Regions from separate parts of the Homo sapiens genome. Here region 1 is linked to region 2. A link is a contact called in ENCODE Hi-C data. All regions are on one chromosome and are shown on one strand. Each heading gives the region's core, a stretch centred on a gene start or an enhancer-like site at or near the end of the contact. The rest is flanking DNA. Distances are from core to core; before and after follow the strand shown.

What was found. A loop is a pair of places that touch in the nucleus more often than their neighbours do. Pooled maps may share reads with other maps.
Region 1: a map of naive thymus-derived CD4-positive, alpha-beta T cell shows a loop between it and region 2 (10-fold over the local background). The contact joins the promoter of OPTN here to the promoter of STAM in region 2. A Hi-C loop is called at or near these places in 2 of 168 maps with a recorded cell type or tissue (naive thymus-derived CD4-positive, alpha-beta T cell and psoas muscle) and 5 of 50 pooled maps.

Annotation. Positions count from the first base shown.
Region 1 is chr10:13,094,246-13,101,443 of GRCh38, forward strand. OPTN (optineurin) reads left to right here and starts at 5,918. Exons shown (of 15, transcript NM_001008212.2): 1 at 5,918-6,057. It also overlaps a transcript of CCDC3 not described here. RefSeq lists silencers at 5,194-5,253, 5,724-6,293 and an enhancer at 6,574-6,703.
Region 2 is chr10:17,638,609-17,646,012 of GRCh38, forward strand. STAM (signal transducing adaptor molecule) reads left to right here and starts at 5,543. Exons shown (of 14, transcript NM_003473.4): 1 at 5,543-5,771. The coding sequence starts at 5,732. It overlaps STAM-DT (STAM divergent transcript), which reads right to left and starts at 5,310. Exons shown (of 1, transcript NR_110370.1): 1 at 2,676-5,310. RefSeq lists enhancers at 4,497-5,145, 5,146-5,795, 5,218-5,287, 5,438-5,557.

The DNA of each region.
Region 1 (7,198 bases), core at 4,668-7,167, 4.5 Mb before region 2:
GATGATGATGATGATGATGATGATGATGATGATGATGATGATGATGATACTCACCCAGGCTGGAGTGCAATGGCACGATCTCGGCTCACTGCAACCTCCACCTCCCAGGTTCAAGAGATTCTCCTACCTCAGCCTCTAGTAGCTGGGACTATAGGCGTGTGCCACCATGCCCAGCTAATTTTTGTTTTTTTAGTAGAGATGGGGTTTCACCATGTTGACCAGGATGGTCTTGATCTCTTGACCTCATGACCCGCCCACCTCAGCCACCCAAAGTGCTGGGATTACAGGTGTAAGCCACTGTGCCCGGCCTATTTCAAGATTTTTAAACATGAGGCAGGCCCGGCACAGAGAGTTATGTCTGTAATTCCAGCACTTTGGGAGGCCGAGGTGGAAGGATCACTTGAGGTCATGAGTTTAAGACCAGCCTGGGCAACATGGTGAAACCCTATGTCTACAAAAAATACAAAAATTAGCCAGGCATGGTGGTGCATGCCTATAGTCCCAGCTACTTGGCAGGCTGAGGTGGGAGAATTGCTTGAGCCCAGGAGTTCGAGGCTGCAGTGAGCCACGACTATGCCACTGCACTCCAGCCTGGGTGACAGAGCAAGATGCTCTGTCAAACAAACAAAAAACATGGGAGGAAGGAGAGGAAGGAGGAGCTTAGCACAGCACACACACCGTGAACAGGCTTGTCTCAAAGCAGAGCCATGGTCCCTGGGACTCTGGGTACTTGGCTGAGGCTGTAGGTTGGACCCTAATCCCAGAGCCTCATTCTGATGGAGGCTTCAACCATACACCTTGCTTCTCATACAGGGAGTTGCTTTCATGCTGGATTTCAGGGAAAGGAAAGCAACCTATTAGAGGCATAGACACGCACCTGTTTGAGTCTCTGTTTTCAGTTTCTTTGGAGTGTACACCTAGAAGTGGAATTGCTGGGTCATATCATAACTCTCTGTTTAACTTTCCAAGGAACTCATCCTCGGAATATTTGGAACCAGTGATGAACTGAATCAAACTAAAGCTGAGACAAAGTCCAGACCAAGGTCAACCATAGGGCAGATGATTCATGCAGCGACCACACCAGTGGCCTCACAGGAGCAGGGGCACACCCTTTGCTGCAGCAGTCCCCAACATTTTTGACACCAGGAACTGGTTTCATGGAAGACAATTTTTCCATGGATGGTGGTGGGTGGGGGGGTGGTTTTGGGATGAAATGGGTCCACCTCAGATCATCAGGCATTAGAGTCTCATAAGAAGCACGCAACCTAGATCCCTTGCATGTTCTGTTGACAATAGGGTTCACGCTCCTATGAAAATCTAATGCAGCTGCTGATCTGACAAGAGGCGGAGCTTAGGCCATAATGCTCACCCACCCGTTGCTCACCTCCTGCTGTTCGGTCTAGTTCCTGAGAGGCCACAGGCCAGTACTGGTTCACCACCCGGGGTTTGGGGACCCCTGCTTTATTGGACATAATTATTAGGTCGTGTTCTTTTTGGTGGTGTTTGTACAGCTCTATTGAGGTATAATCCACATGCCATAAAATTCACCCCATTTGTAAATGTATGATTCATGGCTTTCAATTACACTTAAAAAGTTGTAAAACCATCATTACAATTCAAATTTAGTATATTTCCATCATCCCCCAAAAATCCCCTCGAGTTCCTTTGCAGTTCAAAGCCACCCCCAATTTCAGGCAACTACTGGTCTGATTTCTGTCTTTTTCTACTTTCCTTTTCTGGACATTTAATGTATATGGAGTCATAGCATATGTAGTCTTTGGCATCTGGGGTAGCAAGTACGAATATTAGTCTACCACCTCAGATGCACATAAAAATATTACATATCTTTTCTTTTCTTTTCCTTCCTTCCTTCCTTCCCTCCTTCCTTTCTCTCTCTACTTCCTTCCTTCCCTCCTTCTTACCTTTCTTCCTTCTCTCTCTCTCTCTCTTTCTTTTTGGACAGAGTCTCACTCCATGGCCCAGGCTGGAGTGCAGTGGCACCATCTTGGCTCAGCGCAACCTTTGACTCCCAGGCTCAAGCAATTCTCCTGCCTCAGCCTCTCAAGTAGCTGAGATTACAGGCACGCACCACTACTGCCTGGCTAATTTTTATATTTTTAGTAGAGATAGGGTTTCACCATGTTAGCCAGGCTGGTCTTGAACTCCTGACCTCAAACGATCCTCCCAAAGTGCTGGGATTACAGGCGTGAGCCACCGCCCTGGGCCTCTTTACTTTCTTTAAACCCAGTTCTGCAGGGGTGTACGGAAACCTATTTTCGGGCACCACTGGGGTCTGGAGAGGGGAGGTCTCCTTCCCTACGGCCATGCAAAACTCCAGGAGGGCTTTTGGTACCCATTGAAGTAAGGGCCATTTATTTTTCAGCCCAGCAACATTGCCACTGATACCCTCATTATCAAATGGTTCTTCTAGGGAACAGTCTCTGCTGTTTCCAATGACAAGCCTGGGCAGCAGAATCTGCGGGAGGTTCCCAAAGTCCAGTAGGTGCATCCCAAGAGCTTGCTGTCTGTCTGGGTGCTGCAGGGACTGAGGCTTGAGTCCTTGATGCTCATAAGACCACCATCCCACTCCTCCTCCCAATCTGGGGGCGGGGGAGTCACTCCTCCCTCCAACTGTTGTGAAAGCCTCCACCCCACCCAGCTCTGGCTCTTCCTCCAGGACATCTGGGGTAGATCATGGATGTATTGAGATCAGGCTTTCTCAAAAGACAAGAAGAAAGGCTGTACTTCTAAGAGCTGTTGCCAGGAGTCCAGCCAACGCTCCTGAAGGTAGGAAGCCCAAAGGGACTCGTTGCTAACTCCAAACAGAGGAGATTGGGGTGGAAAGGGAACACAAGGAACATCAAACCCAGATTAGGATCTCACTAAAAACCTTCCCACACTGCTCTACATTTACCCACCACAAAACCACATCAACAAATCAGCTAAGAGCATGCTATTATTTCAGTTTTTTCGCTGCATTTAGATTCCATCTACCCATGGAAGTGTGCAGGAAGATGGAGTCACCAAACGGGATGATCCAGGCTAAGAAACAGAACCGGCTCTAACACAAGCAACAGCAACAAACACCATGAGCCAGGCGTTCTTCTAGGTGTTGAAGACGTATTTCCTCTTTAATCTTCTCAGCATCCTTAGGTGAGGGCTGTGGGTCCAGAGGCCTTATCTAAAATTTTTGGGTGGCTGGGCACCGTGGCTCACACATGTAATCCCAGCACTTTGGAAGGCCGAGGCAGGTGGATCACCCGAGGTCAGGAGTTCAATACCAGGCTGGTCAACATGGCGAAACCTCATCAATACGAAAAATGCAAAAATTAGCTTGGTGTGGTGGCACACGCCTGTAATCCCAGCCACTTGGGAGGCTGAGGCAGGAGAATCACTCAAACCCAGGAGGTGGAGATTGCAGTGAGCTGAGATTATGCCACTGCACTCCAGCCTGGGCAACAGAGTGAGACTCCACCTCAAAAAATAAAATAAAACCTTTGGGGCAAGCTCTGCTTTAGAGTCCAGAATTCTGGGGATTTTCAAAAGGCTATTCAATAAATGGGATTTATATCACATAACACCCTGACACTGTCTGACGCAGTTCTCCTATCAACTATTCGATTTTCCTTCACAAAACAAATTTAAAAATCACATCAAGGGATCTAAATAAAGACTGTAAATAGCTTTCCATCAGTTGGGTCTGGTCAGAAAAGAGGTTTGGTCCTTAGAACTTTCTGGATTTGGGAGTGTACTATACTCCCCATTTTACAGATAAAGGGAATGAGGAAGGGTAAGATGAAGTAACTTGGTCAAGGTCCTACAGCTAAGAAGTGGTTGTCGGGGGAGTGTGTGTGCATGTGTGTGTGCAGTGCTTCAGGGCACCCCCCACCCCGACCCCACCACTGAGAGCAAGGAATCAGGAGAAAACAACTTTGACTGCTTTCTGTACCAGAAACTCACCTCGAGCCTCCCACACCAAAGCCATGGGCAGCTTGTGGGTGACCTTCTTCTCTTGGCTCTGAGTTTCACTGATGCTCATTTTAATTCACTTTCATAGTGTTGTTTTGTTCTCGTTTTTGTTTTTGCTTGAGACAAAGTCTCCCTCTCACCCAAGCTGGAGTGCAGTGCTGCAATCACAGCTCATTGCAGCCTCTCCCTCCTGGGCTCAAGCGATCCTCCTGCCTTGACCTCCCAAAGTGCTGGGATTACAGGTGTGAGCCACCGTGCCCCACCTATAGGGTTTTAAACAGTAAAAGGAGCCTAGTGAAGTACGACTTACCGCAGGCACCCCTTACAGGCCCCGGGGGGACCCTTTTCTGCCGATCCCAGGGTACAGCTGTGACACCGTCTTTTCTGCCTGGATTATCCCAGTAGATAAACAAAAATTAGAGATCGTCATTCCATTTCTCTCTGTATATATTTTTCCAAGCCCTTTTCATGAATGATCAGTTATTTCCTGCACTGATTTTTTTTTTTTTTTTTTTTTTTTGAGACGGAGTCTCACTCTGTCACCCAGGCTGGAGTGCAGTGGCATGATCTCGGCTCGCTGCAAGCTCTGCCTCCCGGGTTCAAGCGATTCTTCTGCCTTAGCCTCCCGAGTAGCTGGGACTACAGGAGAGTACCATCATGCCCGGCTAATTTTTGTATTTTTAGTAGAGACAGGCTTTCACCATATTGGCCAGGCTGGTCTCGAACTCCGGACCTTGCGATCTGCCTGCCTTGGCCTCCCAAAGTGCTGGGATTACAGGCGTGAGCCACCGCGCCTGGCCCTCCTGCACTGATATAAAAAGAATTTTTTTAAATTCTCTATTTCTCCCCACTCCCACCCCCAGGCTCACTCCTTATAAAGCAGCCTCTAGCCTCATCTGCCCCTCCTACACCACACCAACTCGAGGGCCCGGAATTGGGTCTGGGGCAGTCGCTGACTTGCTTGCTTCTCTGCCCTGCTCTTGGGGTTAGCCTCAGGGGCAGGGTTGAGAGTCAGGCTTGGCCAGGCAGCAGGAGGTCCAGACAGCGAAGCAGAATCCTTCGGAGATACCAGGAGAGGGCGCATCTGCCTTTTTCCTGTTTCAGATTAGGTTTTGTTGTTGTTGTTTTGTTTTTTTTCTCTCCCTCTCTCCCTCCCTCCCTCTCTCCCTCCCTCTCTCCCTCTCTCCGTCCCTCCCTCTCTCTCTCTCTCCCCCTCCCTCCTTCCCTCCCTCCCATCCCTGCAGCGCTACCCGGGTACTCTGGATGCACATAGGGCGGCTCTCGCTCCTACCTTGTCATCCTGCTGTCTAATCCGGGGGCAGCTTCCCTCCTCCACACCAGCAGAGGCTATTCTTCAGCAACAAGAATAGCCGAGCCTATTCGTCCGCAACAAGAGCCCAAGAAGCATCCTGCAGGCTTTCTGCTTTTTGAGTGTATTTTAAAGCAAAAACGAGTGGAAAGCTATGTATGCTCAGTTAACTATGTCTAGATGTTAACCTTTTTTCAAAAAACACAGATGGAGGCCTCCCTCCGAGGATGCCTGGCATTCTCCTCTTTCTGTGGGCGGCAGCGACCCCCTGCGGCTCCAGCCTCCACTACGGGATCTGCGGGAAGACACGGGGAAGACGAACTCCGCACACTGCATTTGATTAATGATTTATTTTGATTAACGCCGTCACAGTGACGCCTTAGAGCAGTCCCTGTTCACCCGGGTCCCAGCCTCGACCCCGCACGGACAGCGAGGGTGGGTAGCTGGGGGCGGACGCAGGAAAGAGGAGGGGCGGGGCCTTGGTCGGGTGGGGTATGGAATGGGCAGGGTGGGGGGGATGGGCGGGGTATGGGATGGGCGGGGCCCGGGAAATTCCCCGGCGCGGGCAGGGAGCGGCTGGCTGTCAGCTGAGCCGCGCTGGGCGGGGTCGCCAGGCCGCGCATCAGCCCTAGGCACCCCAGTCCCGGCTGCCCCCTCCGCCACCGCCGCCGCCCGCCGGCAGGTTCCCTGGTCAGCGTCCCATCCCGGTCGGGAGTTCTCTCCAGGCGGCACGATGCCGAGGAAACAGTGACCCTGAGCGAAGCCAAGCCGGGCGGCAGGTGAGCCAGGGCAGGGGGCTGCAGCGGTGGGCGAGGGGGCGGCGGCTCCTTCCCGGCGGGCGCTTCCGCGGCCTGAAAACGGTACCCGCCGCCCTGCCCCGCGGCCCGGAGCCTGTCGGGGTGAGGGTGGCGAGGGGTGGGGCGGCCCTCCCGCGAGACGGCTGCCCTGGGAGGATCCCCAAGCCTCGGCGGGTCCTGACCTGGTGGGAGAGGGTGGGTAGTGAACACAGGGTGGGCCCAAGAAGGGTCCAGGGCCGGCCTCTTGGCCGCAGGTAACCCCTCTACAAGTCACCCAGAGACTTGGAGGTGACGTCCTCCCGCAGGCTGGGAAGGATTCCGCAGCCAGTTCCTCGCCATAAGGAGGTGGTTACAGACACGCCTGTGGGAGACATGGGACCACTACCCGAGCTGAATGAGGTGCCCAGGGTCGGTGGGAATCCACATAGACTGCTGTGTCTAGGAGAGTGTGTACACTCTATATAGAGAGAATATTTGATGAGGCCGAGAACCCCAAAGGAATTGTTTTTGCCATCGAAATGCATAAGCTACAGGAAGTAAACATCGCTCAAAGAAAATGAAACCCAGGTTCCGACCTGGCCTCCACCAGCAGGAAAACTGTTGTATGGAAATGTACACCAAGGAACTGTTTGTAAGGATGAAATGGAAAATGAAAGCATAGAAAAGTAAGGCAATGTGAGGACCTCAGAAGCCTTTGGATCTGGTTAGCAAGGTGCAGGCTGTGTGAACAGAAGAACCCACCTTGCTCTTTTGACCCAGGGAGAGAAGAGTTAGTGGTGCCAGGCTGCCTCCCAGGACAGGCCCAGTTTTGGGGCGGGGGCTGGAGAAGTCCCAGGGCAGACCCCAAGGCCAGGGATTGCCCTGGAGTGGACAAGGCAAGTTTAAATGTGACCTGTAGACAGAGGACGATCATTGATTTAAGTCCTGGCATAATTCATCTGTTTTTCCACTGGGCCAATTTTAGGCGTTCTTTATATATTACGTACAACACAATAAAAGTAACAGCTTCTTTTTTTATAAACTAACCTTTAGGTTGCATATTATGCTAGGAATATAACTAACCTAACCTCCACCCCCCCACCCCCCCACCCACCCCCGGAAAACCAAACTTTATTCTCGAGGG
Region 2 (7,404 bases), core at 4,293-6,792:
TTGTAATCATTGGGCTCACTGCATATGCTTCCTTTCTTCTTGAAATCATAGTCCAGTGCTGCCTGTTTTCCCATGTTTGAAATCATTCCATATATTTTGTCCAGTGTCTTATTTGCTTATTGTAAAAAGGTAAGTCTGGATCCTGTTACTCTCTCATGGCCAGTAATGGAGGTTTGCCATTTTAATCATAATAAATTTTATTTATTTACTGCATTTAACAAACATTTATGGAATATCTACCGTGAAGAGCCCAGAAACAGGGAAAAATGATTCAGACTAATGCTTATACAATTAAAAAGTTACAATATTGTGGTAGCTTTTAAGTATGACCCCAAAATTCTTTGACACTCTTTCCACCAAGAGGTAAATTTTATTTCCTCTTCCCTTAAGTGTAGATGCTGTGACTGCCTGTCCAAAAGAACATGACTGAAATGATGCTGTGCTTATTTCCTAGCCCAGGTCTTAAGAAACTGGCAGTTTCCCGGCTCTTGCAATACTCAGTTGTATGCCCATCCAACACACTGAGAGGAACCAAGCAGATACATAGGAGCTCCCATGTAGTTGTTCTGGTTGGTAACCCCAATGACTCAGTCAACTGCTAGGACCAACTGCCAGACATATAACTGAGCAAACTTTGAAATGACTGTAGCCCTGGCTGTAGTGATTCCAGCCTCTGAGCTACCACCGCTGAGACTGTGTGGTCCTGGCTAAGTTCTAACCAAATTTCTGTTTGTAAGCAGAAGAAATGATTGTTGTTGCCCTAAGATGCTAAATTTGCAATTTGCAGTGCTTAATTTTTTTTTTTTTTTTTTTTGAGATGGAGTTTCGCTCTTGTTGCCCAGGCTGGAGGGCAATGGTGTGATCTCGGCTCACTGCAACCTCCACCTCCCGTGTTCAAGCGATTCTCCTGCCTCAGCCTCCTGAGTAGCTGAGATTACAGGTATGCGCCACCATGCCCAGCTAATTTTGTATTTTTAGTAGAGACAGGGTTTCTCCATGTTGGTCAGGCTGGTTTTGAACTCCCGACCTCAGGTGATCTGCCCCCCTCGGCCTCCCACAGTGCTGGGATTACAGACGTGAGACACCGTGCTCAGGTATAATAGACACCTGTAACACATACCATACCATTAAGTGCTATATAATAGAGGTAGTCAATTAACAAATGGATTAACAAATATTTATTATGTGCCTATTACTAGTCAGGTACTGAGTCAGGAAAGGCTTTTAAGAAGCAAAATCTAAGCGGAAGTTTAGAGGAGATCTAGGACCTAAATAGAGTAAGAGCAGGAAAAGCAGAAAGAGTTGCTTGTTTGAAGATACAAAAAGCATGGGGGCGAATGCTAGTAGTTCAGAAAGGCTAACGTAGAGGGTAGGAGAAAAAAAACTGCGAAGAGATGAGTTACTGAGAGGTCAGTTCATTAAGGAGGTAATGCTAAAGAAGGGGGGTTTAATCCTGAAGGTAAGGCTACTCTGCACACTTGTAATCATACAATTAATTTAATTTTTTATTTAATGACTATCTTCCCCAAAGGCTGTACTCCAAAAAGGCTAAATCTCACAGAGCTTTTATCCCTATAATTCCAGCATCTAAAATGTTACCTGGCACACGTGGGAGTTAATACATATTTGCTGAATGACTGAGTAACTGAAGAAACCCTATAAGAATTTTAAGGAAATGATATATAATCAGATTTGTGTATTAGAAAAATCATTCTGGCGGTAAGACAGAGAATGGTTTAGAGGTAATAGCTGTATTAGCTAGCTTAGGCTGCCATAACAAAATACCAGAGTGAGTGACTTATACAACAGAAATTAATTTTCTTGCCGTTCTAAAGGTTGGAAGTCTGAGATCAGGGTACCAGCATGGTTGGGTTCTGGCGAGGGCTCTCTTACTGGCCTGCAGACAGCTGCCTTCTCGCCACATCCCCACATGGCAGAGAGAGGGAGAGACAGCAAGCAATCCAGTGTCCTTCTTATAAGGGCACTAATCCCATTAGCAAGGCCGCAGCCTCATGACCTCATCTAACTCTAATTATCTCCCAAAGATTCTGTCTCCAAATACCATCACATTGGGCATAAGGGCTTCAATATTTGTATTTTTGAGGATACAATTCAGTCCACAGCTGTAGGAAAGGAGAAAAGACAGCAGGAGGTGAATGTAGTAACTTGCCTAAGAGATGAGGGTATAAACTAAAGTAGTGACAATGCAGAGGAAGAGGAAAGACTGAGAAATAGTAATCATTCCTACTTGGGCTGGAATTATTAAACTGTTAAAAACCTTCCTAGGATATTCTTTTTCCTGAATTTGAAAATTATAGACTTTTTCGTGTAGTAACTCTATTTGCACACCAGTTTTTTGTTTTTTGTTTTGTTTTTTTGTTTGTTTTTTTTGTTTTTTGAGACAGAGTCTCTCTCTGTCGCCCAGGCTGGAGTGAAGTGGCCCGATCTCGGCTCACTGCAACCTCCATACCCCAGGTTCAAGCGATTCTCCTGCCTCATCCTCCTGAGTAGCTGGGATTACAGCTGCCCACCACCACGCCCAGCTAAGTTTTTGTATTTTTGGTAGAGACCGAGTTTCGCCATGTTGGCCAGGCTGGTCTCAAACTCCTGACCTCAGATGATCCACCTGCCTCAGCCTCCCAAAGTGCTAGGATTACAGGCATGAGCCACCACACTTGGCCAGTATTTTTGTTTTTAATGTAGATGAATTTTCAAAATCAAACTGAGAATAAAGGGATATAACATTTAACAAACAACCACAGAATTTATTAAACATACAACATTACAGAAACATTTTAATATGCCATTGATATGTAGTCTTCAAAACGTTTTAAAAACTGTGGTAATACTAAAAGTGAAACTCATAGAATTTCAGTATTTTAAAGGGATAATAAGGGACGTTAACCACAAAATACAAAGCATTTCACTTTTTATGTTTGTCTTTTAAGTTAAATATTAAAAATTTTATATTTAAAAAATGTTTATTATTTATACAGCACATTAATCATCGAGACCCCCCTGCCCCCACAGCTAAAGTCATTCTAGGTCAGAATGCACGGATACTGCTCTCAATACTAGTATGTATTACTCCCAGTGCACACATATTGATAATCAAGGCTTGAACAGTTTGTGCCCTGGCTTATTGCTGGCAACAGAGTAATTCAGTCCGGAGTACAGAACATGTACAAATGCATTTTCATCAATATCTGGCTCTGATACACCCAGTCTGAGCCACCAATATCTGGCTCAGGCACTTATGATAATGGCCCAAGACACTGCTCAGGATCTTAAGGTAAACAAGTTGTCACCTAATTCTGTCAGCCCAGCAATCAAAGCACATTTTTGAGAGGGAATGTTCTGACTTCCGTATCAGTCGTGATATTTCCGAATAATTCTATACTTGTCATAATGAAACACAAGCACGCTTTTGGTATTGGCCCTTCAAAACATTAAGAAACTGGTGGTACCAACATACCATTTTTGACATTGTTGTATTTTAACATTTTTTCTGCTTTTGAAAGGAATACACGCTCATCATTAAAATATTTTGAATAATAAAATGCACAAAGAACAAAAACATTGTCTAGAATCTTGCCACTCAGAGACAATCATGTCATAATATTCTCATGTATTTCCTTTCAGATTTTTAAAATTGTGGGCATTTGTAATTTTATAAGGTTTGTAACTTCCTTCTGAAAACTTGTGTATTCAGATGTCTATGTAAATATGAATCTGTATTATGCACCTTAAATGGCTGTGTAGTTTTCACATCTTATGTACTATGATTTAACTGACCAGTGTAAATTACAGTGATCAGTTACACTTATTTAGTGCTTACTCTATGCCAGGCACTGTAATAAGCGTTTTGCTTGTACTAATTCATTTGATCCTCACAACCCTATTATTCCTGTTTCTTACACATGAGGAAACTGAGACACCAAGAGGTGAAGCAATTTGTCCAATCACTCAATGTGGGACATTTAATGGCTGGCAATGCTTTGATCCTTTAGACAATGTTGCCATGTATACCTTTGTTCATGTTTTAAAAGAATGTCTTTAGGATTAATTTGCCGAAATGGAATTGCTGGGTCCTAAGGTTTTAAAAATTTTTTTACATGCTTCCAAATATTTCCCTTAGGAAGATTATACAGTATTTACACTTCATCCAACAGTATGTGAGTGTCTGACTCCTCACATCCCTGATTCTTTGCAATTTTTTTCTTTTTTTGAGACGGAGTTTCGCTCCCGGGTTCAAACGATTCCCAGCCTCAGCCTCCCGAATAGCTGGGATTACAAGCGCGCACCACCACGCCCGGCTAATTTTTTGTACTTTTAGTAGAGACGGGGTTTCACCATGGCCAGGCTGGTCTTGAACTCCTGACCTCAGGTGATCTGCCGGCCTCGGCCTCCCAGAGTGCTGGGATTACAGGCGTGAGCCACCGCGCCCGGCCGATTCTTTGTAATTTTTACCTAAATGACAAAACATTATCTAACTGCTACTTTAATTTGCACATTTCACTTTTAGAGGTGGGACTTCATTTTTAATGAATTTTTAAGCACTCTTTGATTACTATGTATTAATCCTGTGTTGACATGTCAATATTAGTTTCCACGCTACATTTGGAGATGCCGTAATTTGCGGGATAATTTCCATTTACGTACAAGATGTGCTTACTAAGTTTGTTCCAAGTGGGACGCAACATCTCTAGTAGATGCTCCTTAAAACTTCTCCATCACACAGAGAATAATTTTTATTGGTTAACTAAACTTATAAGTAAAATAAATAAACCAACATTTTGGGTTGCTAGGAATCACTCACTGATCAACTTTTAGCTCCAGTTTTTTTCTGTTTTCTTTTTTTTGCTCAGTCTAGGGAGGCTATCTTGGGCTGTGAAAGACATGTCACCAACCATCACAGCTGCTGAGTGATTGCACGGTTAGTCAGTAGGTGCCAACGCCCTGCTAGAAGAGCTGTCTGCAGATTCCAAAGCCGGGCGTTCAGGGACTCCCGGGAAGGAGCCAGCGTTACCTCAGCCTCTCCGAGGGACACGCGCGCCCTGAACACTCCCCTCTTGGGATTCAGGCCAATTCGTTCAGCTCCCATGACTTCATCCGAGCAAGTTTGTCACCTCACGCAGCTAATTAAACTGTTTACCTAGAAGATGATCCAAAGGAATTTCCATTTCCTTCCAGAGGGAATACAAGGTTATGATAACCGAGAGAGCGAGAGGAAAAAAGGCGCACAGCTCGACCCGAACTCAACCTGCTTTCTTTCTCCTGGCTCTCCCAGTCACTCCTGGGGTTGTTAGTAGGCTTCAGCACGCCTGAAGGACCCCGTCCTACGGAGACTCCTAGCCAAGGGAAAAGCAGAAAACACAAGAACTAATTCCACTCTTATGTGTGACTAATTAAAAGAGGAGTCAGGCAGAGGGGACTCCCTGTTCAGCCTTTACCGATGGGGCAGGCTCGGGGCAGCTTTGAGACAGGCAGCGCCAAGGTCGCCCAGATTCCCGACAAGCTCCGCGCGGGGGCTTCCTCGGCTCCTTGCTGTTGCCGCCGCCGCAGCTGCTGCCGCGGTTGGTGGGGTTGGGTGAGAGGAGGAGCTGTCGCGGACCCTGTAGAGTCGGTCTCTGTTGCTCTTTTTGCCTGAGGAGTCTTCCATCCTACGTCGAGCTCTGACTCCCGTGCTGTCGAGAGGGAGTCCCCGGGGACACCTCGGCACGCAGCGGAGATGCCTCTTTTTGCCACCAATCCCTTCGATCAGGATGTTGGTAAGTGTTTTTGCCTCTCCCTGCCCATTCCTCACCGGACTGCACGCTCACTCTGCCAGCCCCTGCCTGCATTCAGGACCCTCGGGCCAGGGCCAAGGAAGAGCTCGCTCTTCCCCTTTCCTGAGGCTCCCTCCTTCAGAGCTGGGAGGAGGTTGAGGGCTTGGCGCATCCTCTTTGAAAGAAATGGGACTCATCCTGTGAAATGGGCCTTGAGCTAGGACTGTAGGTTGCCAAAGAACTGCTGAATGGGTTGGTGTAAAGGGCCTGGGAGGAGCAGCTGGTGTAGCATCTGGTGCAGGGACTGTGCTTCTGGAAGAACAGCGAAGGGCTTAAGGCGTATGTTGGCTAGATTAGGATTGTAAACCCTGTACCAAAAGTGCTTGCCTAGACAAATAAATGTTGAGCGTCTGGAACTGGCAGAATGTTTTAGGTAAGGTTCCTTAGAGGATTTTAAAATCTTTTGTAACGGTAACTGAAGGAGGGAGCTCTGGTTAAGGGTAGACTCTCAAACATGTTAGGAGCGATGAAGATGAAATACTTGGCAACGACTGAAACCGAATTGAGGACCTGAGCCTTTGGGATGTCTCTCTTAGGCTAGGTCTCTGCACTTTAAAAGGTGTAAAGAAGTGTGGAAGAAGTTGTTGAATCTGGAAAGAGTTTGAAATGCTACATTTTTGTTGTTTTCTGAATCACTGGTATTAGGTACTGATGATGTCAATTCAATAGGTTTGCTTTTGGTTTTTAATTTTATTTTATTTTATTTTTTTCTGACTTGAAGATAATAATTATGGGAATTTGAGTTTCCGGGGAGAGAATTTTGGTTTAATTTGAACGCACGTAGGAACTACCTTGGCACACAAGTGTGGAATGAAAGCAAGCCAAATACCATTTCCAAATCCCTTATGGCAGAATGTAATCATTACTGTGAATAAGGACAACCTTATGAATTTACTTGTCTTTGTGTATTTTAATTATGAAAGGTGGATGTTGAATTTTTCTTTTTAAACTCTTCCTTAGAGCATGTCACTGAAACTTGGAAGTTTATATAAGAGTAGAAAAAAGTTCACTCCTTACCTCTGCCACTTCTCAGCTCACGGTGAAATCATAGGCAAGTTAAATTCTTTGAGTTCCAGTGTTCTTGTCTTTAAAGAGGGGAAAACACATCATTCCATTCTGCAGTTAAATAATATGTCTAGAGGGCCTGCTACAGTACCTTTATGTGGTTGGCACTTACTAGATGCTACCTTTTTTGTTCCACCTTAAATGAGTGTCCTGAATCTTAGCAGTGGACAGAACCTTGGAGATCACCGATTATACTTAATGAATTGGAAAATTGCATTTAATTTAATAAGCAGTTAGCACACACTACAGGACACAGCAGCTCAGTGACATAAGAGATACAGTGATGAGCAAGGCCTAGTTGCTGTTCTCAAGCAGTTTTACATCTCACTACATGAATCTCTAGGGGAAATACTTAAAACAGCTTCTTAATACTTGCTTCTTCTGTTTACAGCACCTTTGTCTAGTTTTCTTGGTCCTGTATAATTTAGCTAGCAACTACCCAATCACCTTTATATTCTACTGACTTTGTGAACACATATTTGCATTGGATTCAGGTAAATTTCTTAATGTC